Linked DNA regions of Homo sapiens: region 1 is linked to region 2. Evidence: read pairs that join two places in POLR2A ChIA-PET (ENCODE). Cell type or tissue: B cell. All regions are shown on one strand. Links, peaks and the distances in the headings refer to the core of each region. The heading gives the core; the rest is flanking DNA. Region 1 overlaps SIPA1L3 (signal induced proliferation associated 1 like 3). Region 2 overlaps SIPA1L3 (signal induced proliferation associated 1 like 3).

The links. Peaks named below come from ENCODE experiments on the same cell type or tissue, not always from the same donor. Only the 100,000 strongest peaks of a DNase experiment are listed, where the experiment ranks them.
Region 1: POLR2A ChIA-PET joins it to region 2 with 6 read pairs; 5 of 35 experiments call an interaction of 5 or more read pairs at or near these places.

The regions. Positions count from the first base shown.
Region 1 is chr19:38,054,420-38,069,861 of GRCh38, forward strand. All of the region lies in intron 2 of SIPA1L3 (signal induced proliferation associated 1 like 3), which reads left to right. Among named protein-coding and RNA genes, the nearest start is that of SNORD152, 100 kb to the right of the region's middle. RefSeq lists an enhancer at 1,137-1,707. In B cell, for the core only: no CTCF peak of the experiment used is centred there; a DNase peak (open chromatin) is centred at 5,692; H3K4me3 peaks cover 366 bases; H3K27ac peaks cover 2,250 bases.
Region 2 is chr19:38,116,782-38,132,223 of GRCh38, forward strand. It overlaps SIPA1L3 (signal induced proliferation associated 1 like 3), which reads left to right. Exons shown (of 22, transcript NM_015073.3): 9 at 2,525-3,101; 10 at 13,717-13,991. Among named protein-coding and RNA genes, the nearest start is that of SNORD152, 39 kb to the right of the region's middle. RefSeq lists silencers at 2,546-2,749, 3,975-4,175 and enhancers at 13,319-13,819, 13,820-14,320. In B cell, for the core only: no CTCF peak of the experiment used is centred there; no DNase peak of the experiment used is centred there.

The sequences.
Region 1 (15,442 bases), core at 4,597-7,096, 66 kb before region 2:
AACATGGTGAAACCCTGCCTCCACTAAAAATACAAAAATTAGCGGATGTGGTGGTGGGTGCCAGTAATCCCAGCTACTCAGCAGGCAGAGGCAGGAGAATCACTTGAACCTGATCTCAGCAGTGAGCCGAGATCGCGCCACCGCACTCCAGCATGGGCGACAGAGCAACTCCATCTCAAAAAAAAAGGAAATTGTCTTTGAATCCAAGTTTAGGGGAAAAAAAAATCATCTGGAGTTGGTACACTCTCTTGGTCACAAGGAGAGGCCTTTGGAAGAGGAGCTCCACAGCTTCAGTGATGGTGATAAGAGAACCTTTTGTTTGGCACTAACTGGACAGCATGCCCTCCCACACAGCCGTGAAGCCACTGTTGTCGTCCCCACTTTCCAGGGGCATCACACGACCTTCCTGGCCTGTGGTCGCTGCTCAGGCCATGGGGATGGCTGCGCTTCTGCCATGAGTCCTTGGTGATAGCAGGTGAACGGTGAAGAGTCCATGTTCCCGGGAGCCCCTGCTGCTGGTGGAGGAATGGACAAGTAAACGACTGAATAGAGAAGCACGTTGGAACCAAGACTTCTCCAAAGCCAGTGCTTGTAACTGATTCGGGGTGCTGCTGTGGCGTGGTTAGGCATAGAGGCTCACATTCTAGCCTTGTCGCTTCCTAACTCTGTGACTTTGGTCTGGTGACCTCCCCTGCTGGCCTTCCGTTTCCTTAGCTGTAAAATGATCTGGTAAGACCTCCATCAGTCAAGATTGCAATCGGCTACATGTAACAAAAAACCAGTAAGCCGTGGCTTCAGTAAGGCAACAGGTGGTCTCTTACACATGAGAAGAAAAGGGAGGGAGGGCAGCTGGGGGCGGCGCCACTGTTGGGGGGTGCAGGGACAGGGAGCAGGCTCCTTCTGACTCCTCATCTTGCTGTCCCCAGCATGTCACTCTCAGCCTCATGCTCCCAAGATGACGGTTGCACCCCCTGATATGACATTTATATTCCAAGTACAAGAGAAGGGTAGAAGAGGTGTGCCCCATTTATTTATTAGGAAAACAATAGCTTCGCCAAAAGGTCCCATCCCCCATCCCCTGCAAACTTCCTCTTCCCTCACACTGGCCATAATCAGATACATCCTTAGTTTAGCTGCGTGGGAATCCAGGAAAGTAAGCTTTTTGGATTAGTATCCTGCCACCCCAACAAATGTGGACCTCTCTCAAGGAATCAGAAGAGGATGGGTTTGGATTTGACAACCAGCAGTGGAGCCTGAGGTGCCTGGCCCTGGAGTAACCCAGAGCAGGAGTGCGGGATTCTCCCACTGCGGGCCTGACTTCTGGTTTGTGATGTCCAGGAATGCCACTGCTTTGTGCCCTGTTTCTTCATCTGCATGTTGAGAGTGATGCCCCCTGCTGAGGAACACTTGGGAGAAGCTTTAAAACCTGGCTGGGAAGGACTTTGAAATACATCCCACCCCATAGGAGAGCTGAGGCTGGCTTTTGTTTGGAAAATTGTCGGGTTTTCTTCAAGTGGAGCCCAGCCGAACTAGCCGATTGACTGCCAGAGCCCAAACATACTGCCCTGAGACGGCTCATTTATTCACCTCTCTCCCTCCCGCTCGAGTCTGAACAGTGTGGGGGCTGAGAGTGGGAGTGATGGCTGCGGCTCTGCGGCCAGCATCTGGCACAGCGCCCAGCACCCACCAGGTACCCGGCTGAGGATTGACTGCCTTGCTTCTGAGCACCTCTTGATCTGAGGAGCAGTCAGATCTTCCCCAGTCGGTCCCTTCTCTGCACCAGCACCACCCTCCTTCTGGGCTAGGCCACTCTTGCCCCCACGTGGGTGGCTACCCTGGCCTCCTGATGAAGCCTCTGTACCCTCGGCAGGTCACGATCTCCATGACAGCCAGTCGGGCCACTGCCCCCCTAAACCTGCCATGGAGGTCAACTCCAGATTCCTGAACACTGTGGCATCCTTGCACCTGTTTTTCCTCCATCCCCCTCACCCACTCACACCCCTTTCCATGGCCAACTTCTCATCCTTCAGGGCTTAAACACCACCCCTTCCATGCCATCTTCCTTGGCCACCCACTCTCCAGCACCCTGCTCCCATCCTTCGTCAGTTTACCCCTTCCTTCTCTTGCTTTAGACTGATTTGTGTGCTTAAGTGCATTTAATTAATGTTTGTTTCCTCCTTTAGTCAGTGGACAGAGAAGGGGGCTATCGTGGTTACTGCTTTGTTACTTATCACATAGTAAGATCTCAGGAAATACTCACCTAGTGAATGGAAGTAAATCAAATGAATGAAAACTTGTTTGGTTTTTTTTCCCCCTGATTTTGAAACATTCACTGAAAGTAATATGAAAAAATATGGAAAGGGGCCAGGCGTGGTGGCCCACACCTGTAATTCCAACACTTTGGGAGGCGGGTGGATCACTTGAGGTCAGGAGTTGGAGACCGCCCGGAGCAACATAGCCAGACCTCCTCTCTACAAAAAATTTAAAAAATTAGTCAGGCATGGTGGTACACACCTGTATTCTCAGCTACTGACAGAATGAGACCCTGTCGTTAAAAAATATATATGGGGACCGGGCGCGGTGGCTCAACGCCTGTAATCCCAGCACTCTGGGAAGCCGAGGTGGTGGATCACTTGAGGTCAGGGGTTCGAGACCAGTCTGGCCAACATGGCGAAACCCCGTCTTTACTACAAATACAAAAATTAGTCAGGCATGGTAGTGGGCGCCTGTAATCCCAGCTACTCAGGAGGCTGAGGCAAGAGAATTGCTTGAACCCAGGAAGCGGACGTTGCAGTGAGCTGAAATCCCACCACTGCATTCCAGCCTAGAGTGCACTCCAGCAAGACTCCATCTCAAATATATATATATATGTATATATATGTGTATATATGTGTATACATATATACACACACACACACACGTATATATATACGTATATATATGTATATATATGGGAAGGTATAAAGAACAGATTTTCGAAAACCACTAGTAGCCCCAGCATCAAATTATCGAGTCTTTCCTGTCTTTTTTTCTGGGAATGCATCTGCATAGCCTATAGATGTTTACTGTCCTAGGGGTTGATAATTTCTTTAATGGTACTCCTGGTGTTGCTCATTGAGGTTGGGTTTTTTGCCTGTTATAAAGGATACTATGAATTTTTCTGCATCTCTTATTATTTATTTAGGATTAATTTACAGAAGTAGCATTCCTGGTTCAGAGGGTGAGAACTTTTTTTTTTTTCTTTTGAGACAGAGTCTCGCTCTGTCGCCCAGGCTGGAGTGCAGTGGCGCAATCTTGGCTCACTGCAAGCTCCGCCTCCCAGGTTCATGCCACTCTCCTGCCTCAGCCTCCCGAGTAGCTGGGACTACAGGCACCCACCACCACACCTGGCTAATTTTTTTTTATTTTTTATTTTTTATTTTTTAGTAGAGACAGGGTTTCACCATGTTAGCCAGGATGGTCTCGATTTCCTGACCTCGTGATCCACCCACCTCGGCCTCCCAAAGTGCCGGGATTACAGGCCTGAGCCACCATGCCCGGCCTGAGAACACTTTTTAAAGCTCTTGCCAAATTGCCCCTAGAAAGGGATCACCACTGGGAACATTAAAAAAGAAAGAAGTCTGTTGTCCTGGGGAGTGGCCAGTTTCCTGGTGTGCTGGGCTCATCGGGCTCCTGGAGAGCCATTTTCCTGGTCTCCTGAGGGCCTGGTGTCCCCTTCCAGCCTGCTGTGCTCTGCCTGGCCTGGGTTGCAGTCCCGGAGCAGGATGTTTGATTATGGTGTTGAGCAAACAGAACAGCAGGCCCTCGCCATCTGCCAGCTGGTCCCTCGGGCTTGAGAAGAGCTTCACATCCAGCGAGGGTCATAACTAGAGCCTTTCTAGAGCCTTCTGTGGTGCTGCTGAAGGGTGGGGCTGGAGTGCTCATTCCTAACAGTAGCCTGGCCCCACAACCCCCATTCCCACACACCTCTCCCCACTGGGAAGGAAGACAGGTGCCCCCCTGCATGTCTCAGGTGGGTAGAGGCGCCTCCCCTCTGTCCCCAGCTGTCACATATGGAGAGTTGTCCTGAAACTGCCTCTGTGAGGGTGCCCCGCTCTCCCTGACTCCCTCTGGGCTCGGAGGGAGTGCACATTCCCCCAGGCAGCCCGCAATGTTTGTGTTCATCCAGGCGAAGTGGCCCTGCAGGTTCTGGGAGTGGAAATCTCTTATAGGAGAGAGAAAGTGAATCTCAAGCTATGGCATGAGAGTGACTGGGGTGGCACAGAGGGTGATCAAACAGCTGAGTTTTTTGTTGTTTTGTTTTGTTTTTTAAGACAGAGTCTTGGCCAGGTGCGGTGGCTCACGCCTGTAATCCCAGCACTTTGGGTGGCTGAGGCAGGTGGATCACTTGAGGTCAGGAGTTCTAGAGCAGCCTGGCTGGCATGGTGAAACCCTGTCTCTACTAAAAATAGAAAATTAGCCAGGCGTGGTGGTGCATGCCTGTAATCCCAGCTTACTGGGGAGGCTGAGGCAGGAGAATCACTTGAAACCAGGAAGCAGAGGTTACAGTGAGCTGAGATCCCGCCACTGCACTCCAGCCTGGGTAACAAGAGTGAAACTCTGTCTCAAAAAAAAAAAAAAAAAAAAGACAAAGTCTTGCCCTGTCACCCAGGTTGGAGTGCAGTGGCACCATCATAGCTCAAGTGATCCTCCCGCCTCAGCTTCCTGAGTAGCTGAGTCTACAGGTGCATGTCACCATACTCAGCTCATTTTTTTTTTTTTTGGTAGAGATGGGGTCTCACTGTTGCCCAGGCTGGTTTCAAACTCCTGGGCTCAAGCTATGCTCACTGCCTCAGCCTCCCAAAGGGCTTGTATTACAGGTGTGAGCCACCATGCCCAGCAAACAGCTGAGATTTTTTTTTTTTTTTTTTTTTGAGACGGAGTCTCGCTCTGTTGCCCAGGCTGCACTATCTCGGCTCACTGCAGCCTCCACCTCCCAGGTTCAAGTGATTCTCCTGCCTCAACCTCCTGAGTAGCTGGGACTACAGGTGCCTGCCACCACGCCTAGCTAATTTTTGTATTTTTCATAGAGATGGGGTTTCACCATGTTAGCTGAGATTTTAAAATACATTTGTATACATTTTAAAGTTGCTTATGTCATACAAGAGTAAAATCTCACTGTTTAAAAATAACTCATGCAATACAAAAGACTTTAAAATTCTGTTATTGTGAAATGGAACATACATACAGACAAGCATGTAAAACGTGAATACACAGTTTACCGAAGAATTCCAAAGCAAGCACTCAGGTAACCCGGGTCCAGAAAGAGAACCTGCTGGCAGCCTGGAACCCCCATGGGCTCTGGCCACCAGAACCCTTTTTTTTTCCTTTTTTTTGAGACAGAGTCTCACTCTGTCACCCAGGCTGGAGTGCAGTAGTGCAATCTCCGGTCACTGCAGCCTCCGCCTCCAGGTTCAAGCAATTCTCCTGCCTCACCTCCCAAGTAGCTGGGATTACAGGCACCTGCCACAACACTTGGCTAATTTTTGTACTTTTAGTAGAGACGAGGTTTTGCCATGTTGGCCAGGCTGGTCTCGAACTTCTGAGCTCAGGTAACCCGCCCACCTCAGCCTCTCAGAGTGCTGGGATTACAGGCATGAGCCACCGCACGTGACCAGAACCCTCTTTCTAAAAGCAACTGCTCTCTGCACTTCACAGTCACCATTTCCTGGCATTGTGAAAGCTGTGTTCCCTAGATGAGCAACTCTAAATAACGTGGTTCCAGTTTACCTAGTTTTGAACTTTATATAAAAACAGTTGTGAACTGTATATGTTGTTCTGTCTGGCTTTTTCACTTAGTATCATGTCCGAGAGGTGCATTCTAGTTTGGAGTTAATGCATTTCTGGTCCTAAAGCCCATTTTCCTTGATAAACAGACAAGCTTTATGAGTTCTAATATTTGTACATTTTGTTTAATGAGTATTAGAAAAAAAATAAAACGAATCCAACATGGATATTCTTAAGGGTTTAGGCAGTGAGTTGGTTGAAAGGATCACGTTCAGTAAATAATAGTACAGGTGGGCTGCGGCTATGCCTGAGCAGAGGTGCGTGACTTTGGACAGTTTGGGAGCCCCAGTGGTGAGGACAGAATGAATGCACAGATGGCACACACCGTCGCTCCCCTCCCTGAGAAACCACTGTTACCTCTGGGCCTCTGCCTCCCAGATCTTTGCTCTGCAATGAGCTTGGTAGGTAGATAAAAGTATAAAATATGTAGCTTGAAAGATTTTTAAGTGCTAACTTTTTTTTTGAGACAGAGTTTCGCTCTTGTTGCCCAGGCTGGAGTGCAATGGCCTGATTTTGGCTCACCACAGCCTCTGCCTCCCGGGTTCAAGTGATTCTCCTGCCTCAGCCTCCCGAGTAGCTGGGATTACAGGGGTGTGCCACCACACCCAGCTAATTTTTGTATTTTTAGTAGAGACGGGATTTCATCATGTTGGCCAGGCTGGTCTGAAACTCCTGACCTCAGGTGATCTGCCCGCCTCAGCCTCCCAGAGTGCTGGGATTACAGGCGTGAGCCACCTCACCCAGCCTTAAGTACTAACTTCTTAAATGTGGGAGTATGCTTTTCTTCCGAATTAGTACTTCTTGGGGTTTCTAGGTTTGTTCTCTGATTAAAGTAACCAAATCCCTTGTAATATTGCACTTCAGGGTGGGGTAAGAATGGGCCAGGCAGACCCTGCCTGGAATACAGGGAACTCAGGGGCCAGGACAATGCGGCACATGCCAGTGACTCTTTTATTTAGCACATGGTTTGGTATCTGCCTCCTGATTTTTTTTTTCTTTTTAGAGATGGGGTCTCGCTATGTTGCCTAGGCTGGTCTTGAATTCCTGGCCTCAAGTCATCCGCCTGCCTCGACCTCCCAGCGTGCTGGGATTACAGGTGTGAGCCACCGTGCCCAGCCTTTCTTTTTCTTTCTTTTGTTTTCTATAATAATCTTGGCCAATTCCTTAGCTTCCCTCCCTCCCTGCAGATGTTGAGAACTTGGAATCTGGGAGGAGGTGACCAGAGGGGCCAGGCAGAAGCTGCCTGGGACACATCCTTAGTGGTGAGTTGACGTGGGGTTGTGACTCAGAAGCCAGAAATGTGCAGGGCCCTGGCCATCTGTGTGCACACGTGTGCAAGAGATATAGAGAAAAACAGAATGAGAGACAGACAAGGACAGGGCCGTGGAGAGACAGGTACAGGGATGCAGAGGGGTAGGGGGACAGGAGTACAGAGAGATGGAGCAGGGACAAGAAACATGGGACAGAGATGGGGCGGAGATGAAGAGAGATGGGAACAGGCCCCTGAGACATGAGACCTGTTGGCTGGTTAACTAGCTGGTTGGCTGTTTGGGTAATGGATTAGTTAACTGGTCGGTTGGTTATCTAGTTGGCTGGCTAATTGGTTATCTGGTTGGTTTGGGATTTTTGAGTTTTGTTTTTTTTTTTCATGGATTCAGAAAATACTAGTGGAAGATTCACCCTGTTGATGGCCCTGTTTTGGATGCTGGAGATAGACCAGTGAATGGTGGCTTGCTGGCATTTGGGTGTTGGATTGCTGCTCCCCACCCCTCACCCCGATGAGTGCACTGTGAGTGCAGGTGCTGTTGAAAGGATGTATCGCGTGCTTGCCATGTGCCCCTTAGTATGGGAGTGCCCTATGGGGATCATCTTGCTGGATCTACCAGCAGTCTCACGAGGTGGCACTTACCCCCTCTGGTACATATTAGGGCCAGAATTTGATCCTAGGCAATCTGGCTCCAAAGCATAAGCCTAATTTCTGCCTTAAGTCACCCAGGAGTGGAGTGCAGGCATTTATTAAGTGCCCCGGTGTTCATGGCTCTATCCCCAATCTTTAGAGATGACAGTGGTTTTAATGGCCATAGATTTGACCTGCCTGGGTTCAAGTCCCTCTTCTGCTTTCCCTCACTGGGTGCTCTTCAACAGGAACATGCTGCTCTGAGCCTCCCTGTTCCCTTCTGTAAAGTGGGGAGAACAGTAGGGCCTTCCTCCTCAGGATGCTGTGTGGGCTCAGTGGAGCCAGGTTTGAGGCCAGTCCTGAGTGGGGGCTGCCATTGCTATGTGCAGCTTAGGGAGCTTGACCACAGGGCAGGATGCCCACTTGGGCTCATGGTTCTGTAAATGCCAGTTTTTGCTCTCATTTTATTATTATTATTATTTTTTTTTTTGAGAAAGAGTCTCACTCTGTTGCCCAGGCTGTAGTGCAGTGGCACTACAGTGATCTCAGCGCACTGTAACTGCTGCCTCACGGGCTCAAGCGGTTCTCCTGCCTCAGCCTCCTGAGTAGTTAGGATTACAGGCGTGCATCACCACACCCGGCTAATTTTTGTATTTTTAGTAGAGACAGAGTTTCACCATGTTGGTCAGGCTGGTCTTGAACTCCTGACCTCAGGTGATCCGCCTGCCGTGGCCTCCCAAAGTGCTGGGATTACGGCCTGCTCTCATTTTTGACAACAGATGTTCTCAAATGGGGTGGCCCCATGAGTTGTCACGAGGGCAGACTCGAGTCAGCCAATCCCAGGTTCAGATTCCGGCTCCTCCTCCCCTTCTCTTTGTGGCCCTCTCTGAACCCCATTGTGAAGCACGGGTGACAGTAGCAGGTGATTAGAAGCTTCAGTGCAATGGTTTGTGTTATGGTGTCATGTGCTCTGCACAGGGCCTGGCTCCCCGACAGCCCTGGGTCAGGGGCCAGTTAGGATGATGGATGATTACTGCCAGCAGCTGGGTTTCCCCTCCACCCCCCTCCCCACTCCAACCTGGATAACAAGGCCCAGCTGTGTGTGTCCAGCACCTGCACCGCCCCCGCCGGCCCCCAGCTCCCATCCCTGCCAGCCTTCCCACGGCAGGGAGCCTTCCTGGCTGTGGTGTTCCGGGTGGGCCCCACTGCCGCCCCCCATCCCCTCAGCCTAGAGCCATCCTCAGGTTAGGATAAGCAGAGCCGGAGCCACCCTCAGCCCGGCCCCCAGCGGCAGGATGGAAAGAGTGGGACTTTAACAGATGTTCTTTTACAAGGATTCCCTGGCTCTATTTAATCAAGATTGTCGAATATTGATTTAATCTCCAGGCCCAACAGATGCGGTCTTAGCAGGTTTCAGTGGCAATTAGCTGGGATCAGTTTGCAGGTCAGGCTCCGTGCTGGCAAGACACTGTCTTCTAAAGGAGGCTTGGCCTGGCCACAGGAGTGAGCCCTGGAGGAGGGCGCGTACTAAGTATTTAACCATCAGTCTAGCCCGGGCAGTGGCCCACGGGAGCAGGCCCGCAGGCTGGGTCATAGCAGCCCCTGTGGGGCCCCAGTGTTCCCCCCATGATGATAGTGGGGACACTCAGCCCGTTTAGGGCAGCAGCTGTTCACTGAGAAAAAAATAATAATAATAACACTAAAAGAAGCAGCACAGCCACGCCAGGGCCTGCGGCTTGATCATGAGCCTGGCTGGAGCCGGGGAGATCCCTGCAGGGCAGCCTGGAGCCCTGATGATGCCCCCAGTTAAGTACCCAGAAGGGGCCACACCAACAACAGAGGCCTCTCACCTGCGCTTTCAGGCCCCTCGCCTGACTGCATCCCATCATCCCCACTCTACAAACATGGCTGTAGCTGCTGGGTGGGCCTGGCATTTGTGCCCATACTCCAAGAAGCATCCCATTCCACTTCTGCATTTCAAAGGCTCATTAGAGCGAATAGGACTGTGCCCAGAACTGGAACAAGCTGCTTCATCCACATGTGCTTCAGGGGAGGTCACGACAGCTTCCCTTAACCCAGCCAACCCCACAGAGACTCAGAGGGGCGCCCCACCCGGCCCTGGCACTGGGGCTGCCAGAAAGGAGCCTTTGCTCAAGGTGAGCCACCCTGGGCTGTCTGGCCCCTGAGCCCAGAGGAACAAGGGTTCCTTGCCAGGTCACATTTGGTTTGCTTGAGATTTTTTAAAAAGTATTATTATATAAGAAAAAATGAAGGCCGGGCACAGTGGCTCACGCCTGTAATCCCAACACTTTGGGAGGCCGAGGCGGGCAGATCACCTGAGGTCAGGAGTTTGAGACCAGCCTGGCCAACATGGCAAAACCCCATATCTACTAAAAATACAAAAATTAGCCGGGCGTGGTGGTGTGGGTGCCTGTAATCCCAGCTGCTTGGGAGGCTGAGGCAGGAGAATTGCTTGAACCTGGGAGGCAGAGGTTGCAGTGAGCCAAGATCGCGCCACTGCACTCCAGCCTGGGCAACGGAGCCAGACTCTGTCTCAAAAAAAGAAGAAGAAAAAATGATAATAGCCAATTCTCGTTTATCACTGCAGGCCAGGGATATTCTAAGCCATGGCATTTATTAACCCACATCTTTCCTAAGAGTTAAGCTGTATTATTATCTCCATTTTACAGATGGGAAAACTGAGGCATAGAGAGACTAGGTTGCCTGCCCAAGGTCTAGCTAGTTAAGTGATGGAGCTGGGAATTGAACCAAGATAGACTTTGCTTCTATCCACTCTGCTGCAGCCACCACACCAGGGAAGACCTCCAGCATCTGGTGATAAGTGAGAGAGGCAGCTGTGAAGGTATTCACCCATTTATTTTTTTAAAAATTTCATCTCTCTACGCAGGCGTGTAATCATATGAACATTTAACCTATAAATAAAGTTCAGTTATACCAGGTAGCAAAATTAAAATTAGACATTTCAGTTTAAGTATTTGGGGTGATTACAGCCTCTATTTCCCTGGGGAATATGTGAACACAAGGTGGGGTGCACTGTCCTTCCCTCATTGGCTCTGCGTGGGAGCCTGTCGCCAGGCCACGGAGGACTCTGCCTTTGGAAACATGCAAATTGTTCAGACTCCATGGGCCCTCAAGTAGAGAGCTCTAACTGTGCAGCTTGGAAGTCTCTCCCCATTCTGACTTCTAGAAGGTAAGGGCCTTGCAAGGGGTGACTCTCACTCTGCTCATGTTTTCCCTCACATGCTGACTTTTTTTTTTTTTTTTTTTTTAAGATGGACTTTCGCTGTTATTGCCCAGGCTGGAGTACAGTGGTGCGATCTTGGCTCACTACAACCTCCACCTCCTGGGTTCAAGCAATTCCTCCTGTCTCAGCCTCCCGAGTAGCTGGGATTACAGGTGCCTGCCACCACACCTAGCTAATTTTTTTTTTGTATTTTTAGTGGAGACAGGATTTCACCCTGTTGGCCAGGCTGGTCTCGAACTCCCGACCTCAGGTGATCCACCCGCCTTGGCCTCCCAAAGTGCTGGGATTACAGGCGTGATGCGTTACTGCACTAAAAGCACTTCACACCATGCTTGGCGTGCAGTGAGCACACGCTAAGTATAAGCTGTGTTCATTCCCTTGGGGCTGCGTGGGCATCTTGCATGCATTACACATAGCTCTACCTTGCTATTTATTTATTTATTTATTTATTTATTTTTGAGGCAACGTCTTGCTCTGTTGCCCGGGTTTGATCTCTTATTTATTTATCTATTTATTTATTTATTTATTTATTTATTTATTTTTGAGGCAACGTCTTGCTCTGTTGCCCGGGCTTGATCTCTTATTTATTTATTTATTTATTTATTTATTTATTTATTTATTTTTGAGGCAACGTCTTGCTCTGTTGCCTGGGCTTGATCTCTTGAGGAGATCCTGGCTAACTGCAGGCTTGAACTCCTGGGCTCAGGTGATCCTCCCGCCTCAGCCTCTTGAGTAGCTGGTACTATAGGCATGCACCACCACACCTGGCAAATTTTAAAAAAAAAATTTTTGTAGAGATAGGGTCTCGTTATGTTATCCAGGCTGGTCTCGAACTACCACCCTCAAGGGATCCTCTTGCCTCAGCCTCCCAAAGGGTTGAAATTGATTACAGGCCTGAGCCACTGGCCTGGCCTAGCTCTTTTTGTACAGATACATTGTATTCCCTGGAATAGAGGCACCCGGATTCACTTAACCCTTCTTGTGCTGGTGGGCATTTGGGCTGTTCTCAGTTCTTCTGTATTACAGCAATGTAAAACAGTCAAAGCATCGTGTACCTTTCTTGACGTAGACTGGTGTTATTATCAGAGAGACAGATTTCTGGAAGTGGAATTGCTGGATTAAAATAAATAGAATGAAGCCAGGCGCGGTGGCTCACGCCTGTAATCCCAGCACTTTGGGAGGCCAAGACGGGTGGATCACTTGAGGTCAGGAGTTCTAGACCAGCCTGGCCAATGTGGTGAAACCCCTGTCTCTACTAAAAATACGATAATTAGCTGGGCATGGTGACACATGCCTGTGATCCCAGCTACTCAGGAGGCTGAGGTAGGAGAATTGCTTGACCAAGGAGGCAGAGGTTTCAGTGAGCCGAGATCACGCCACTGCACTCCAGCCTGGGCGACAGAGCAAGATTCCATCTCAAAAAAGTAAAAATAAAAATAATAAAATAAATAGAATGCACACCTAAAATGTTGATGCATAATTCCAGCTCTCTCTCTTGACTTTCCCTAGTTGGGAAAAACTGTACTGATTTAACACCCTTAAAAGCAGAATGGATGTGATGGCTCACAACTGTAATCCCAGCAGTTTGGGAGGCCAAGATGGGAGGATCACTTAAGCCCGGGAGTTCAAGACCAGCCTGGGCAACGTAGCAAGACCCAGTCTCTACAAAAAAAAATTAAAAATTAGCCAGGTGTGCTGGCACACCCCTATAGTCCCAGTTACTTGGGAGGCTGAGGCAGGAGGATCACTTGAGCCCAGGAGGTTGAGGATGCAGTGAGCCATAATCACACCACTGCACTCCAGACCAGGCGACAGAGTAATTTAAAATTTTGATGCACAGTTCTAACTTATTCTTTCTATTCCCCCAAGGGGAGAAAACTCTACTGATTTAACACCCTTAAAAGCAGAACAGGTCATGCAGGAACCCTGACCTGTGTGGGAGCCTTGCCAATTTGAATGTAACAGCTGGACGTGGCCTCCCTCTCTCCTGTGGGGACTGCCCTGGGTCCCTGGGTAGGAATTTGGGCTCCTTCTGGATGCTGGAGGAGATTTGTTTTAGAAACACCAATCCTCAGCCGGGCGTGGTGGCTCAAGTCTGTAATCCCAGCACTTTGGGAGGCCGAGGCGGGCAGATAACCTGAGGTCAGGAGTTCAAGACCAGCCTGGCCAACATGGCAAAACCCATCTCTACTAAAAATACAAAAATTAGCTGGGCATGGTGGTGCGAGCCTGTAATCCCAGCTACTCTGGAGGCTGAGGCAGAAGAATCGCTTGAACCCCGGAGGTGGAGGTTGCAGTGAGCCGAGATCATGCCACTGCACTCCAGCCTGGATGACAGAGTGAGACTCAGTCTGAAAAAAAAAAAAAGAAAGAAAGAAACACTAGTCCTCTGGGCTCTTTGACGTTAAATGTGGAAGTGCTGGCTTTCACAGCCGTGGCTGAGACTCCACTCGTTGCTCTTCCAGCCAGTGGAGCAGAGTCTCTGCCATGGCACTAGCTAATGAGATTTCTAAGATTTTCATCCATCTTATTTCCTGAGGGAGCTCTGTAGTGGTCCCATGTATGCTCAAACTCCCAGTAAGGTTGGGGAAGACATAGAGGGGAAAAATCAGATTTTTTTTTTTTTTTTTTTTGAGACAGAGTCTCACTCTTTTGCCCAGGCTGGAGTGCAGTGGCGCTATCTCGGCTCACTGCAAGCTCCACCTCCTGGGTTCACGCCATTCTCCTGCCTCAGCCTCCCGCGTAGCTGGGACTACAGGCGACCGCCACCATGCCCGGCTGATTTTTTTTCTTCATATTTTTTAGTAGAGACGGGGTTTCACCGTGTTAGCCAGGATGGTCTCGATCTCCTGACCTCGTGATCTGCCCGCCTCGGCCTCCCAAAGTGCTGGGATTACAGGCGTGAGCCACCACGCCCGGCCGAAAAATCAGATTCTTAACGTGCAATCTGCTGAGCTGTTGCTGACTTGCTGGAATTTTGTCCTTATGAATGGATTTTAAAGACAGTCAGCGTCATTCACGTATTCCCACAGCACACTCATTTGAACGATTTCATCTTATTTGGAGCACAGGGCAAAGGGGTGGCAGGCAGACTGTTGAGGTTTGAATCCCACCTGCCCCTCGTAACCTTTGCCTCATCTGTAAGATGGTCATGATGGAAGTCCCTACTTGGCAGGGCATGGTGGTTTGCACCTGTAACCCCAGCATTTTGGGAGGCCAAGGCAGGAGGATCACTTGAGGCCAGGAGTTTGAGGTTTTGTGAGACCTCATCTCTACAAAAAAAAATTTTTAAGTAAAAAATTAGCCGGTTGTGGTGGCACACAGCTGTAGTCCCAGCTACTCAAGAGGCTGAGGTGGGAAGATTGCTTGTGCCCAGGAATTTAAGGGCTGCAGTGAGCTATGATTGTACCACCACACTCCAGCCTGGGTGGCAAAGACCCTGTCTCAAAAAAGAGAAGAGAAATTTATTTAAAAAGGAAAAGAAGCCCCTACTTGATACAGTTGTTAGAACACACCAGTTAACACACGCCAGTGTGTAGCCCTGAATCTGGCGCATCAGGAGAGCTCATCAGTGTTGACCTTATGTTTAATACCGTCATCACCGTATTATCCCTCTCCACTGCCCCGCCCACATGTGAGAACAAATATGTTAGATCCCAGTCCACCCCAGACATGCATCTGTTCACAGTCTGGGGAAGACAGAAGATGCTCAGAGGCTTAAAAATCCAGTGGGCTAAGTCCCATATCAAGGGTGCATGTACATCCCCGGGAGCTCAGCAGAGGGAGGAAAGGGGGAATTCTGCCTGGCTTTAGTGGGACAGACAGCATGGGGGGACAATCGGAGGGAGGCGAGGACAAGGCGCTCTGAATCAGTGAACCCCTGAAATAACTCCTGCAAAGGTCACCAGTGCCCTTCATACCTATAACTGCCACCATACGTGACTCTTTGAGCAGCGTCCACTCCTGTTGACAGTTGGTCCTCCCCAACCACACCTGCGCTCCAGCCTCCCTGCTGGGCCTGCTGTATCTCATGTCCTGGCTCCCATCACCCACCTGCCCACTTGGATGTACAGCCTCTCCGAGCTCGGAGGCAGACCCTCTTCTCTCTGCTCTCTCTGTTCCTTCTGTCCTCACCTAAGACTGCACAGTAGAATCAGCTGCCGAGCTTTTAAGAGGCACTCAGGCCTGCGCCCCACCCCAACCAGCTAATTCAGAATCTCTGGGAGTGGGGTGTGGACAGATACCTATATATTTTTTTTTATTTTTTATTTTTGTGAGACAGAGTCTTGCTCTGTCTCCCAGGCTGGAGTGCAGTGGTGCGATCTCGGCTTACTGCAACCTCCACCTCCTGGGTTCAAGCGATTCTCCTGCCTCAGCCTCCCAAGTAGCTGGGACCACAGGCACGCGCCACTATACCTGGTTAATTTTTTTTTTTTTTTTGTATTTTTAGTAGA
Region 2 (15,442 bases), core at 8,657-11,156:
AGGTGGAGGCTGCAGTGAGCTGAGATCACGCCACTGCACTCCAGCCTGGGCGACAGAGCGAGGCTCCATCTCAAAAAATAATAATAATAGAAGAAACATGAAGAACATAACTCACCTGCCCTGGGTGAATATTCTGGCAGGTGCCTTGGCCTTTTTGTGCACTTTTAGCAATAATCTGCCAAAAGGCCACTGAGCCTCTATTTAATTTGGTCATCAGAGCATCACATCCAAGATATTCATCAAATCTCCAAATGTGACTCATCAACAGATCTTCTCCCTGTCCGGGCTCAGGGCTCCTTCCGCCCAGAAGCCTCGATGGGTTGAGAGCCTGGTTACCTCTCCTGCTTCTGCACCTTGCACTTCTCCTCCTCCCAGCCCTGCTCACTGCCAGTTTCTGACCCATCCAGGGTTGGAGTGTAGGGAGGAAAAGGGAGGCAGGGAAGTGCCATGTGGACTGTGGCTGGAGCTGGCTGGCTGCTCGCCGGGCTCTTCAGGGGCTTCCTGCACAGGCAGGAGACAGATCCCAGTCCGCTCGCTGCTATAAGGATCACCTAGGGGCTGGGCGCAGTGGTTCATGCCTGTAATCCCAGCACTTTGGGAGGCCAGGGTGGGTAGATCACTTGAGGTCAGTAGTTCAAGACCAGCCTGACCAACATGGCGAAACCCTGTCTCTACTAAAAATACAAAATTAGCCAGGCGTTGTAGCAGGTGCCTGTAATCCCAGCTACTTGGGAGGATGAGGCAGGAGAATTGCTTGACCCCGGGAGGCGGAGGTTGTGGTGAGCCGAGATTGTGCCATTGTACTCCAGCCTGAGCTACAGAGTGATACTCCATCTCAGAAAAAAAAAAAAGAGCATTACCTATGGGGTCCCTCCTGCTGCGGGGTGGGGAAGGGAGAGAATGGGGCTCACCCACCAGCTTTCTCCACAAGTTCCTTTTCTCTCTCCATAGTTTAAATAGTGGGAAATGTGGTATAAGAGCTTGGGGGAACAGAGTCTTCAGATCATTTTCTCTTTTTTTTTGACACAGGGTCTCTCTCTGTTGCCCAGCCTGGAGTGCAGTGGCACATTCTTGGCTCACTGCAACCTCCGCCTCCTAGATTCAAGTGATTCTCCTGCCTCAGCCTCCCGAGTAGCTGGGACTACAGGCCTGTGCCACCACACCCAGCCTCATTTTCTCTTTACGCTCTCCTGAGTTGCTATCAGATTTTGATAGCGCCTCCATCAAAACTTCCTGTTACAATGAACTTCCTTTATTAATTTTTTTTCTTCTTTAAACCTCAGCATCTACCAGAGGAATGCAATGAATTTTCAAAATAACCTTTGTTAAGATGACTTACAAGGTATACTTGTGTAACACAAGTGTTCAAAAGAACTAAAACTCATAAACATTCTACATCAGTCAGCTATTCCTACAATAAAGCCGTATAACAAACCACCCAAGGGCTCAGTGACAAACGTTAATGTTTCTTTCTGGCTTACAAAAAATACAAAATTACCCAGGCGTGGTGGTGGGCGCCTGTAATCCCAGCTACTGGGGAGGCAGAGACAGGAGAATCGCCTGAACCCAGGAGACAGAGGTTGCTGTGAGCCGAGATTGCGCCACTGCCCTGAGGGAGTAGGTTTTTGCCAAACTGTAAGATCTGCCACACGGTCTATGTATTTAAAACAGGAATAAGTGAACAGTCCTTGGAGGATTACCCTTTGATGTCAGAGGATGTTCAGACATCTGCTTTATAGAAAATGTGTATGTGCCCTAACACTTTTTTTTTTGAGACAGTCTCGATCTGTGCCCCAGGCTGGAGTGCAGTGGCGCCATCTTGGCTCACTGCAACCTCCGCCTCCCAGGTTCACGCCGTTCTCCTGTCTCAGCCTCCCAAGTAGCTGGGACTACAGGCACCCACCACCACGCCCAGCTAATTTTTGTATTTTTAGTACAGACGGGGCTTTACCATATTGGTCAGGCTGGTCTCGAACTCCTGACCTCAGGTGATCTGCCCGCCTCAGCCTCCCAAAGTGCTGGGATTACAGGTATGAGCCACTGCGCCCAGCCGACTTTTTATTAGATTTCGAATCTGGTTAGCCAGCAACTTACTAATTAGATGTGGACTTTCATTCTTCAGAAGGAAACTGGCCGCGTGTGGTGGCTCACAGCTGTAATCCCAACACTTTGGGAAGCCCAGGAGGTAGGATGGCTTGAGCCCAGGAGTTTGAGACCAGCCTGGGCAACATAGTGAGACCTCGTCTCTACAAAAAATAAACAAAATTGGCTGGGCATGGTGGTATAAGCCTGTAGTCCCAGCTACTTGGGAGGCTGAGGCAGGAGGATTGCTTGAGGACAGGAGGTCAAAGCTGCAGTGCGCTATGATTGCACCATTGCACTCCAGCCTGGGTGACAGAGTGAGACCTGTCTCGATAAAACAAACAAACAAAAAACCCTATTCCTATTTTTTGATCGAATATTTTCTCTCTGAAGTGTCTTAGTGCCTTTCTTCCCACCATCTAAATAATCTCTCCCTCCACAGTATGGCTGTGACCCGATCCAAAGACGCTCCTCCTTTCGGCCCCCCCATCCCCAGTGGAACCACATTCCGCAAATCCGACGTCTTCAGAGACTTCTTGCTGGCCAAGGTGATTAACGCTGAGAACGCCGCGCACAAGTCCGACAAGTTCCACACCATGGCCACCAGGACCCGCCAGGAGTATCTCAAGGACCTGGCCGAAAACTGTGTCTCCAACACCCCCATCGACTCCACCGGCAAATTCAACCTCATCTCCCTGACCTCCAAGAAGAAGGAAAAGACAAAAGCACGGGCTGGCGCTGAGCAGCACAGTGCAGGGGCCATCGCCTGGAGGGTGGTGGCCCAGGACTACGCCCAGGGGGTGGAAATCGACTGCATTTTGGGAATTTCCAATGAGTTTGTGGTGCTCCTGGACTTACGCACCAAGGAGGTGGTGTTCAACTGCTACTGCGGGGATGTCATTGGCTGGACTCCAGACTCCTCCACACTCAAAATCTTCTATGGACGAGGAGACCACATCTTCCTACAGGCGACAGAGGGTTCTGTGGAGGACATAAGGGAGATAGTGCAGAGACTGAAGGTAAGGGAGAGAGCCCGGCGATAGGGCGGCGATTTGTATGGTTTCGGCCTCAGGAACCACTGAAATACTTCCCTAGCCCAGTCAGTTAGGCTAAGACACGCACTGGCCCGGAGAGAATCACAGTTGTCACTTACAAACTAGACATCTTGTGGGTTCTGTAGCTAGGTTCTTCCTCTGGAAGGTTTGTGCCAGAGATCTGTGGATCTTCATGCTATTACCTTGGAAAGACAAGAGATACTTATTAACCTTGGACACTGATAGAAAGTATAAATTTAAGCTTAGGTTAAAAATGTAGGCCAGGCGCCATGGCTCATACCTGTAATCTATCTCAGCACTTTAGGAGGCTGAGGTGGTGGATCGCTTGAGCCCAGGAATTTCCAGACCAACCTGGGTAACCATAGTGAGACTCTGCCTACAAAAAAAAAAAAAAGAAAAGAAAATTAGGGAAGCATGGTGGTACATGCCTGTGGTCCCAGCTACTTGGGAGGCTGAGGTGGGAGGATTGTTTGAGCCCAAGAGGTTGAGGCCACAGTGAGCTGAGATGACGCCACTGCACTTCAGCCTGGGCAACAGTATGAGACCCTGTCTCAAAAACAAACAAAAAAAAAGAAGTGTAAGAGTACTTTCTAAAATAATTAAAATAGAATGAAAAATGTCCAAACCATTAATGGATAGGGCAGAGGTGAGAGGAGGAAAAAATACAAGAAAGCACAAAGGAACATAAAATTACATGGCAGGAATGAGTTCCATGTTAGTAATCACAGTAAATGTGAATGGTTTAACTTGCCCTATTAAAAGACAAAGACTCACAGTCTAGGTAGAAATCTTCCCCTAAACCCCTCGTGGACAAACCAAGAGTGGCAGATTGGTGATAGCTTAGCTGCTGTCTGCCTGAAGCATTGTGCTGAGAAGTACTCAGGCCCCATCTAAGCTCCACAAGAAAGAACACTGTGGTCAGTGATTGCCTCTGCAGTGGGTTTGGCAGAACGCCGTGCCATGTGTGCTAAATAGAGATAGCATATAACACGGCAGTTCAGAGCACAAGATCTAGTCAGAAGGCCTGGCTTCAAGTCCCAGCACTGCCACTTACCAGCTGCATGACCTTGAGCCAAGTTATTTAGCTTCTTTGTGATTCAGTTTCTTCATCTGAAAAGCAGGTACAAGAATCATTCTGCATTGCTGGGTGCAGTGGCTCATGCCTATAATCCCAACACTTTGGGAGGCCGAGGAGAAAGGATTGCTTGAGCCCAGGAGTTTGAGACCAGCCTGGGCAATACAGTGAGATGCCGTTTCTAAAAAAAAAATAAAAAAATAAATTAGCCGAGGCAGGTAGATCATGAGGTCAGGAGATCAAGACCATCCTGGCTAATACGGTGAAACCCCATCTCTACTAAAAATACAAAAAATTAGCCAGGCATGGTGGTGGGCGCCTGTAGTCCCGGCTACTTGGGAGGCTGAGGCAGGAGAATGGTGTGAACCCGGAAGGCGAGGCTTGCAGTGAGCTGAGATCACGCCACTGCGCTCCAGCCTGGGTGACAGTGCTAGACTCTGTCTCAAAAAATAAAAATAAAAAATAGGCCGGGCGTGGTGGCTCACGCCTGTAATCCCAGCACTTTGGGAGGCCGAGGTGGGCAGATCACAAGGTCAGGAGATTGAGACCATCCTGGCTAACACAGTGAAACCCCGTCTCTATTAAAAATACAAAAATTAGCCAGGCATGGTGGCGGGTGCCTGTAGTCCCAGCTACTCGGGAGGCTGAGGCAGGAGAATGGCGTGAACCTGGGAGGCGGAGGTTGCAGTGAGCCGAGACCCTGCCACTGCACTCCAGCTTGGGTGACAGAGCGAGACTCCGTCTCAAAAAAAAATAAATAAACAAACAAAAAATAAATTAGCTGGGCATGGTGGTGCACACTTGTGGCCTCAACTATTCAGGAGGCTGAGTGGGATGATCACTTGAGCCCAGGAGTTTGAGGCTGCAGTGAGCTATGATCACACCACTGCACTCGAACCTCGGCAACAGAGAAAGACCCGGACTCAAAAAAAAAAATGAAAAAGTGGCCAGGCGCGGTGGCTCACACCTGTAATCCCAGCACTTGGGGAGGCCGAGGTGGATGGATTATTTCAGGTCAGGGGTTCAAGACCAGCCTGGCCAACATGGTAAAACCTCATCTCTACTAAAAATACAAAAATTAGCCAGGCGTGGTGGCACACACCTGTAATCCCAGCTACTCGGGAGGCCGAGGGAAAAGAATTGCTTGAATCCGAGAGGCAGAGGTTGCAGTGAGCTGAGAGTGAGCCACTGCACTCCAACGTGGGTGACAGAGCAAAACTCTGTCTCAAAAAAACAAACAAAAGCAAACTCCTGTGTTCCTCCCCACCCCTCTCAGAGGTTTCCTGACTTTGTAAAATAGAAGTCCTCTACTCAAATAAGGTTTTAGGGAAAAAAAGGTCGACTCCATCCCTCCATTTGCGGATGTCAGAGCTTTGGCATCAGCCTGGGCTCCACTCTCTCTCATGCCCACATTCGTCAGCTCCACTTCTGTAGGCAGGCATCAGCCACCTCTCCCAGAGCCCTCACCCTGGAGCGAGCCACCCTGGTCTCTCCCGGACACTTTCGATGGTGTCCTTTCTGGTCCTTCTTACCCCTGCCCTTGCTTCTCTGTGGCCTGTTCTCGACGTGGTAGTGAGAGCAATCTGATCACATCACCTCTCTGCCTAAACCCTCAGGTCACTCTAGGTTAAAGCCTCAGTCCTTACAGAAGCCCATGAGGCCGGGTGTGAACTGGCTCCCTGTCGACTTCTCTGACCTCATGTCACTGTTGCGCTCTCTGCCCCAGCCATGAAGACCTCTGAGGTTTCATGCGCATGCTAGGGCGGCGTCCAGCCTCAGGGCCTTTGTACCACCTCTTGCTGGAACACTTCTCTGATCACCACATGGCTCGCTCCCTTTCCTCCTACAGGCCTTTGGTCACATGTCGCCTTGTCGGTGAGGCCTCGTTATCTAAGATTGCACACCCCCTCCCCTGGCTTGGAGCACATTCACGCGCTTTGCCTGCTTAACCACCATCTGCCATGCACTGTGTGTTATCTGTTCACTGCCGTGTCCTCAGCACCTGGGCCAGCATCTGGTGCACAGTAGCCGCTGAGTGAGCAGGAACCGAGTGCAGGCACAAATGCGTCGTATGCTATAGTGGCCGCAATAGTGAGGATCAAATGGGCGCCAGCTCTGCGTCAGACCCTGCTCAGCACCTTGGGTGGTCTTGCGTCTCTTGCTCACAAAAGCCTGATGAGGTCCTCACTTCGCAGATGAGGAAACTGAGGCCCAGAGATACCTTGACTTGCCCAGAGCCCAAAGAGCCTGGGTTTTGGAGTTTTTTTTTTGTTTTTTTTGTTTTTTTTTTAATTGATCATTCTTGGGTGTTTCTCACAGAGGGGGATTTGGCAGGGTCATAGGACAATAGTGGAGGGAAGGTCAGCAGATAAACAAGTGAACAAAGGTCTCTGGTTTTCCTAGGCAGAGGACCCTGCGGCCTTCCGCAGTGTTTGTGTCCCTGGGTACTTGAGATTAGGGAGTGGTGATGACTCTTAAGGAGCATGCTGCCTTCAAGCATCTGTTTAACAAAGCACATCTTGCACCGCCCTTAATCCATTAACCCTGAGTGGACACAGCACATGTTTCAGAGAGCACAGGGTTGGGGGTAAGGTCACAGATCAACAGGATCCCAAGGCCGAAGAATTTTTCTTAGTACAGAACAAAATGAAAAGTTTCCCATGTCTATTTCTTTCTACACAGACACGGCAACCATCCGATTTCTCAATCTTTTCCCCACCTTTCCCCCCTTTCTATTCCACAAAACCGCCATTGTCATCATGGCCCGTTCTCAATGAGCTGATGGGTACACCTCCCAGACGGGGTGGCGGCCGGGCAGAGGGGCTCCTCACTTCCCAGTAGGGGTGGCCGGGCAGAGGCGCCCCTCACCTCCCGGACAGGGCGGCTGGCCGGGCAGAGGGGCTCCTCACTTCCCAGTAGGGGCGGCCGGGCAGAGGCGCCCCTCACCTCCCGGACGGGGTGGCTGGCCGGGCGGGGGGCCAACCCCCCCCCACCTCCCTCCCGGACGGGGCGGATGGCCGGGCAGAGGGGCTCCTCACCTCCCAGTAGGGGCGGCTGGGCAGAGGCGCCCCTCACCTCCCGGACGGGGCGGCTGGCCGGGCGGGGGGCTGACCCCCCACCTCCCTCCCGGACGGGGTGGCTGCCGGGCGGAGACGCTCCTCACTTCCCAGACGGGGTGGTTGCTGGGCGGAGGGTCTCCTCACTTCTCAGACGGGGCAGCTGCCGGGCGGAGGGGCTCCTCACTTCTCAGATGGGGCGGTTGCCAGGCGGAGGGTCTCCTCACTTCTCAGACGGGGCGGCCGGGCAGAGACGCTCCTCACCTCCCAGACGGGGTCGCGGCCAGGCAGAGGCGCTCCTCACATCCCAGACGGGGTGGCGGGGCAGAGGCGCTCCCCACATCTCAGACGATGGGCGGCCGGGCAGAGACGTTCCTCACTTCCTAGATGGGATGGCGGCCGGGAAGAGGCGCTCCTCACTTCCTAGATGGGATGGCAGCCGGGCAGAGACGCTCCTCACTTTCCAGACTGGGCAGCCAGGCAGAGGGGCTCCTCACGTCCCAGACGATGGGCGGCCAGGCAGAGACGCTCCTCACTTCCCAGACGGGGTGGCGGCCGGGCAGAGGCTGCACTCTTGGCACTTTGGGAGGCCAAGGCAGGCGGCTGGGAGGTGGAGGTTGTAGCAAGCCGAGATCACGCCACTGCACTCCAGCCTGGGCACCATTGAGCACTGAGTGAACCAGACTCCGTCTGCAATCCCGGCACCTCGGGAGGCTGAGGCTGGCGGATCACTCGCGGTTAGGAGCTGGAGACCAGCCCGGCCATCACAGCGAAACCCCGTCTCCACCAAAAAAATACGAAAACCAGTCAGGTGTGGCGGCGCGCGCCTGCAATCGCAGGCACTCCGCAGGCTGAGGCAGGAGAATCAGGCAGGGAGGTTGCAGTGAGCCGAGATGGCAGCAGTACAGTCCAGCTTCGGCTCGGGATCAGAGGGAGACTGTGGAAAGAGAGGGAGAGGGAGACCGTGGGGAGAGGGAGAGGGAGAGGGAGCTGTTTTGTTTTTTGAGATGGAGTCTTGCTCTGTCCCCCAGGCTGGAGTGCAGCAGAGCGATCTCGGCTCACTGCAACCTCCACCTCCCGGGTTCAAGCATTTCTCCTGTCTCAGCCCCCCAGGTAGCTGGGACTACAGGCGCCCGCCACCATGCTCAGCTAATTTTTGCCTTTTTAATAGAGATAGGGTTTCGCCATGTTGGCCAGGCTAGTCTCGAACTCCTGGCCTCAAGTGATCCACCCTCCCTGGCCTCCCAAAGTGCTAGAATTACAGGCCTGAGCCACTGTGCCCGGCCAAGCCTGGGTTCTTAAACACTAGGCTACTCCGCCTCCCCTAATCTTGACAGCAGCTCGCGTTTCTTGAGCAGGGACCATGCCAGGCACCATGCCAGGTGACATGTTTTACCCACATCCTCACTGTGCCACTCTGTCCCACACCCACCCCCGTGCCTACTGTTGGCGGAGTCCTTTTGGAGCATATTTCCACAGCCATACCCCCACCCCCACCCCCAGTCTCAGTGCCCCAGAGCCTGCTGGGGAACCAGTGGGCCAGGGAATGGTGACATAAGCCATCTCCCGTGGAGGGGCAGGCCCGTTTTGAATGACTTGTGACAGTGAGTCTCTCTCTTTGTGAAGCACCCACAGGGTACAGATTCCACACTCTCCCCGGCAGGCTGACTCAACTGCCCCAGACATCCTGAACTAACGGTATCCCATCACTGGTTAATTGAATGAGTGTTGTTATGCGCCTGGCCTTGGCCTGGCCAGTGCTGGGACATAGTGATGACCATAACAGACCCAGGCCTACTTTCATGGTGCTCCTCTCTGGGACAGATATTAAACACGCAATTCGGCCAAGCGCGGTGGCTCACGCCTGTAATCCCAGCACTTTGGAAGGCCGAGGCGGGTGGATCACCAGGTCAAGAGATCGAGACCATCCTGGCCAACATGGTGAAACCCCATCTCTACTAAACATACGAAAAAATTAGCCGGGCGTGGTGGCGGGCTCCTGTAGTCCCAGCTACTCAGGAGGCTGAGGCAGAAGAATGGCGTGAACCCGGGAGGCGGAGGTTGCAGTGAGCCGAGATTGCACCACTGCACTCCAGCACTCCAGCCTGGTGACAGAGTGAGGCTCCATCTCAAAAACAAAAACAAAAACAAAACAAAACAAAAAAAAACACCACGCAATTGAAGTGCCAAGAGCTTAAAAGGGGGGTGTGGAGGATGCCAGGAGAACCTATCAGATGGTGCTAAATCAGACAAGGAGAAGGTCTCAAATCCACAGGTTGGATACAGTCCCAGATGTATTTAGTTAGTTACCACAGTTTAACATTTAGAGCAAGCTTGTCCAACCTGCAGCCCAAGAGGGCTTTGAATGGCACCCAACACAGATTCATAAAGTTTCTTAAAACATTATGACATTGTGAGTTTTTTTGTGATTTTTTTAAGCTTATCAGCTATCATTAATGTTAGTGTATTTCATGTGAGGCCCAAGACAATTCTTTTTTTTTTTCTTTAAGACAGTCTCTCTCTGTTGCCTAGGCTGGAGTGCCATGGTGCAATCTCAGCTCACTGCAACCTCCGCCTCCCCGGTTCAAGCGATTCTCCTGCCTCAGCCTCCCAAGTAGCTGGGATTACAGATGTGCACCACCATGCCCAGCTAATTTTGTATTTTTAGTAGAGACGGGGTTTCACCATGTTGCCCAGGCCGGTCTTGAACTCCTGACCTGAGGTGATCTGCCCACCTCAGCCTCCCAAAGTGCTGGAATTGCAGGCATGAGCCACTGTGCCCGGCCCAATTTTACTTTTTAATTATAGAAAATTGCAAGCATACACTAAAGCAAAGGGAATCATATAAGAACCCCAGTCTTGGCCGGCTGCAGTGGCTCACACCTGTAATCCCAGCACTTTGGGAGGCCAAGGCAGTTGGATCACCAGAGGTCAGGATTTCGACACCAGCCTGACCGACATGGAGAAACCCCGTCTCTACTAAAAATACAAAATTAGCTGGGTGTGGTGGCGCATGCCTGTGATCCCAGCTACTTGGGAGGCTGAGGCAGGAGAATTGCTTGAATCCAGGAAGCGGAGGTTGCGATGAGCCAAGATTGTGCCATTGCACTCCAGCCTGGGCAACAAGAGCGAAACTCCGTCTCAAAAAAAAGAGAACCCCAGTCTTCATTACCATCTACAATAGTTACTGACCCATGGCTGATCTTGTTCTTTCTTCCTTCCCTCTCTTTCCCAATTATTTTGAAGAAATCCTAGACATCTTATCATTTCATCTGTAAATTTTTCAATATTTATTTCTAAAAGATACAACTCTTAAAACATAACATAGCCATCATACATAAAATAAAAAATTAACGATAATTCCTTATTGTCAAATAAACACATTGTCACCCATGAGTGGGCTATAAAATCAATCACAGAGATGTAATTTTTTTTATTTTTAATTTTAACTTTAATTTTTAAAGACAAGGTCTTGGTGTCACCCCGGCTGGAGTGCAGTGGCACAGTCATCGCTCACTGCAGTGTCACTCTCCTGGGCTCAAGCCTGCCTCCCACCTCAGCCTCCCAAGTAGCTGGGACTGCAAGCGTATGCCACCATGCTCAGCTAATTTTTTTTTTATTTTATTTTTAGTAGAGATGAAGTCTTGCTATATTGCCCAGGCTCATCTTGAACTCCTGGGCTCAAGCAGTCCTCCTGCCTTGGCCTCCTAAAAGTGTTGAGATTACAGAGATTACAGGTGTGAGGCACTGCACTCAGCCCGAGTTGCAACAGTGTTAAAGGTTAGATATCTTAGTCCACTTAGCCTGAATATAACAACATAGCTTAGGTGGGGTAGCTTATAAGCAAAAGCAATTTATTTCTTCGCATTTCTGGAGGCCAGGAAGTCCAAGATAAAGGTACCCGCAGGTTCTGTATCTGGTGAGGGCCCCTTTCAACTTCACGGATGGCACCTTCTTGCTGTCATGGTGGAAGAGGTGAACAAGTTCCTTGGGCCTCTTTTTTTTTTTTTTTTTTTTTTTTTTTTGAGACAGTCTCGCTCTGTCGCCCAGGCTGGAGTGCAGTAGCGTGATCTCGGCTCACTGCAACCTCTGCCTCCTGTGTTCAAGCGATTCTCCTGTGTCAGCCCCCTGAGTAGCTGGGATTACAGGCGTATACCACCACGTCAGGCCTCTTTTATATGGGCACTGATCCCCTTCATGAGGGTTCTGCCGTAGTAATAGGATGGGAAAGAATAAAAAGTGTCACAGTGTGCCTCAGTGAGTAAAGATAAGACTATTTTATGAAGCATTGTTTTGGTCACACGTTTCCCCCACTTTCCAAATTCTCGCCGTCCAAATCAGGAACCAAACAGATTCAGTGACATTTTCAGGTAAGTACTTTACCATCCAAATGCTTACTTCTTGCTATCCACACTCAAGAATGTGACGGATTTGAATTGCAAGGAATATTTGTGTCTGTGGGCATGTGTGTAAAACACGAATGTGTAGAGTAGTTTGTGACGTAAAATTATTTCTAAAACACGAATTTGTAGAGTAGTTTGTGACATAAAATTATTTCTTTCCTTGGCCGGGCGCAGTGGCTCACGCCTGTAATCCCAGCACTTTGGGAGGCCGAGACAGGTGAATCACTTGAGGTCAGGAGTTCGAGACCAGCCTGGCCAACATGGTAAAACCCCATCTCTACTAAAAGTACCAAAATTAGCTGGGTGTGGTGGCAGATGCCTGTAATCCCACCTACTCGGGAGGCTGAGACAGGAGAATTGCTTGAACCAGGGAGGCGGAGGTGGCAGTGAGCTGAGATCGGGCCACTGCACTCCAGCCTGGGCGACAGCGAGACTCCGTCTTAAAAAAAAAAAAATTTATTCCTTTCTTCAAGTGGTGGTGAGAAAAGTATGAAAGCGGGCATCCTGATAGGTATGTTACATAGCATCATTTCTAGCCAGGGGATGACTTCTCACAGGAAATGTAAGCCATTCCGTTATCTTTCCATAACGCAGTTTTAGGAAAGGGCAGGCATTCTTGACAACTTGCTTAATAGCCATGGCTGGTTACATTCATCTTGTTTTTATCCCAAGAAGAGGGGATCGCTTAACAGCATGCTGGGGGGAGGGGGCAGGGCTCTATTCAGCAGGTCCTCAGATCTTATGGTAACACATTATCCAGGGGAATATCTCACCCAGTGAAGCAGGGAGTCCTGGAGGCCAGGCCCTGCGTGGTCCGATCAGCTCCATGTTGGGGGAAGGTCTGAGGAGGAGATGGGGAAAGGGTTTCTTCCTCCAAGAATGGTGTCACGAGGCCGGGCATGGTGGCTCACGCCTGTAATCCCAGCACTTTGGGAGGCCGAGGCGGGCAGATCATGAGGTCAGGAGTTCGAGACCAGCCTGACCAATATGGTGAAACCCCGTCTCTACTAAAAATACAAAAAACTAGCCGGGCATGGTGGCGCGTGCCTGTAATCCCTGCTACTGGGGAGGCTGAGGCAGGATACTTGCTTGAACCCGGGAGGCGGAGGTTGCAGTGAGCCGAGATCACGCCACTGCACTCCAGCCTGGGCGACAGAGCGAGACTCTGTCTCAAAAAAAAAAAAAAAGAATGGTGTCACGAAGTAAAAGAATATAATGTGAGTTCCCAACCTAGAAAAGGTCCCAGTACTTCTGGTCTCATGCTTCCTTGTGTATTTTAGTTAGAGTCATTGTGTCAGTCAGGATACAGTATTAGTGGCTTAAAGCAGGTTTGGCTGGGTGTGGTGGCTCTCACCTGTAATCCTAGCACTTTGGGAGGCTGAGGCAGGTGGATCATCTGAGGTCAGGAGTTCAAGACTAGCCTGGCCAATATGGCAAAACCCTGTCTCTACTAAAAATACAAAAATTAGCCAGGCGTGGTAGCAGACGCTTGTAATCCCAGCTACTCAGGAGGCTGAGGCAGGAGAATCGCTTGAACCCAGGAAGCAGACGTTGCAGTGAGCTGAGATCATGCCGCTGCACTTCAGCCTGGGCGACAGAGCAAGTCTCCGTCTCAAAAATAAATAAATAATAAAATGATGAAATAAATACCACAGCCCAGAGGACATGGCAGTGCCACTCGCAACTCTTTGGCCAAAACAAGTCCCAGGGCCCCACCCAACCACAAGGGAGCCAAGAAGTGCAATCCCACTGACCCCAGGAAGGAGGGAGTTCGGGGCCTTTGGAGCCACAGCTCATGACTGCCATGGTCTCTGCAAGGTTAGAAGCCACGGGGTCGCATATCCACATTTCCCCTCCAGAAATCAGGAAGCCAGGCTGGGACCGGGTGCGTGTTCCCCCTGCGGGTCCCCTGCCATCACCCGGGAAGGTATTAATAGATGGGAGTTGGCAGGTTTTTGGCTTCAAAGCGGGGAACGTGACCAGGGGTCTTCCAGAGGAGCTGACCCAAGCAGCTTCTGAGGCTCGATCCTGCCTGTGGCCTGCAGGTGATGACCAGTGGCTGGGAGACGGTGGACATGACGCTTCGGCGGAACGGGCTCGGGCAGCTGGGCTTCCACGTGAAGTACGACGGCACGGTGGCCGAGGTTGAGGACTATGGGTTCGCCTGGCAGGCCGGCCTCCGGCAGGGCAGCCGACTAGTGGAGATCTGCAAGGTGGCCGTGGTCACACTGACCCACGACCAGATGATCGACCTGCTGCGCACCTCTGTCACTGTGAAGGTGGTCATCATCCCGCCTTTTGAGGACGGCACTCCCCGGAGGTAAGGGCCTCCACCTTTCAGCCAGGTGGTGGGTGGCAGCTCCCAGATCGCTGGCATGAGGCCTCCCTGGCACTGTCACTTGAGGTCCCAATAGAGGGGGGATAGGCAGGCCCTTCTAGGCAGGAATAGTGGCAACAGTGACAGGACGGGGAGGGCACATCTACAGAGCGCTTACTGTATGCCAGTTATTGGTTTAGCCCTTCATACGTGCATGATCGCATTTAATCTCCACAGTTGCCCTGTGAGGGGAGAGCCTCATTCTTCCCATTTCCTACATGAAGCACAGGATGTTAATAGTTGCTTGCCTGTGGGCCCCCCACACTTCATTCATTTGTTCAAAATGTGTTTATTGAGCCCCTACTGTGTGCAAGCTCTGTTCAAAGTGACCACAACAAAGTGCCTGCTCCCTTGCGGTTTGTGTTCTACAGGGAAAGACAGGCCGTGAAGAAATAGGTGTGTCATACCGGATCAGGTAGTACTAAGTCTCAGAAGGAAATTAAAGCAGGGTAATGAAGGGGCTGCAGCACGATGGGAGAGCTGCTTACAAGGCGGGCAGAGAAGGCTCCACGAGGCTCCACAGGGAGGCAGCCATGTGGTTTTCTGGCCAGCGGGCTCCAGACAGGAGCTGGCCAGGGCACAGCCTCCCCAGTGTACATGGGTGATGTGTTCCTGGAGTACGGGGAGGCCCATGTGGCTGGAGCAGAGCGAGCAGGAGTGAGAGCTGAGAGCAAAGGACAGAGAGGTGACCAGGCAGGCGGTGTGGGCTTCATGGGTTTTATTCCATGCTTGGGTTTTATTCCATGCTCAGTGGGAAGCTGGTAGGTGACTTATTTATTTTGTTTTGTTTTTTCTTTTGTTGTTTTTGTTTTTTGTTTTTTTAGATGGAGTCTCGCTCTGTCGCCCAGGCTGAAGTGCAGTGGCGTGATCTCAACTCACTGCAACCTCCACCTCCCGGGTTCAAGCGATTCTCCTGCCTCAGCCTCCCGAGTAGCTGGGACTACAGGCACGTGCCACCACGCCCAGCTAATTTTTGTATTTTTAGTAGACACGGGGTTTCACCATGTTGTCCAGGATGGTCTCAATCTCTTGTCCTCGTGATCCACGTGCCTCGGCCTCCCAAAGTGCTGGAGTTAACAGGCGTGAGCCACTGCGTCCAGCCAACAGCAATTTCGTAGTGTCAACTATCTAGACTGGGTTCACACCTGTAATCGTAACACTCTGGGAGGCTGAGGTGGGAAGATCACTTGAGGCCAGGAGTTCAAGACCAGCCTGGCCAACACAGTGAGACCCCGTCTCTGCATCTCTGCATCTCTGCCTAAAGGAGAAAAAAAAAACAGTGCAGTTGTAGCCCCAGCTATTTTCAGGCTGAGGTGGGAAAATCACTTGAGCCTAGGAAGTTGAGGCTGCAGGGAGCCATGATTGTGCCACTGCACTCCAGCCTGGGCAACAGA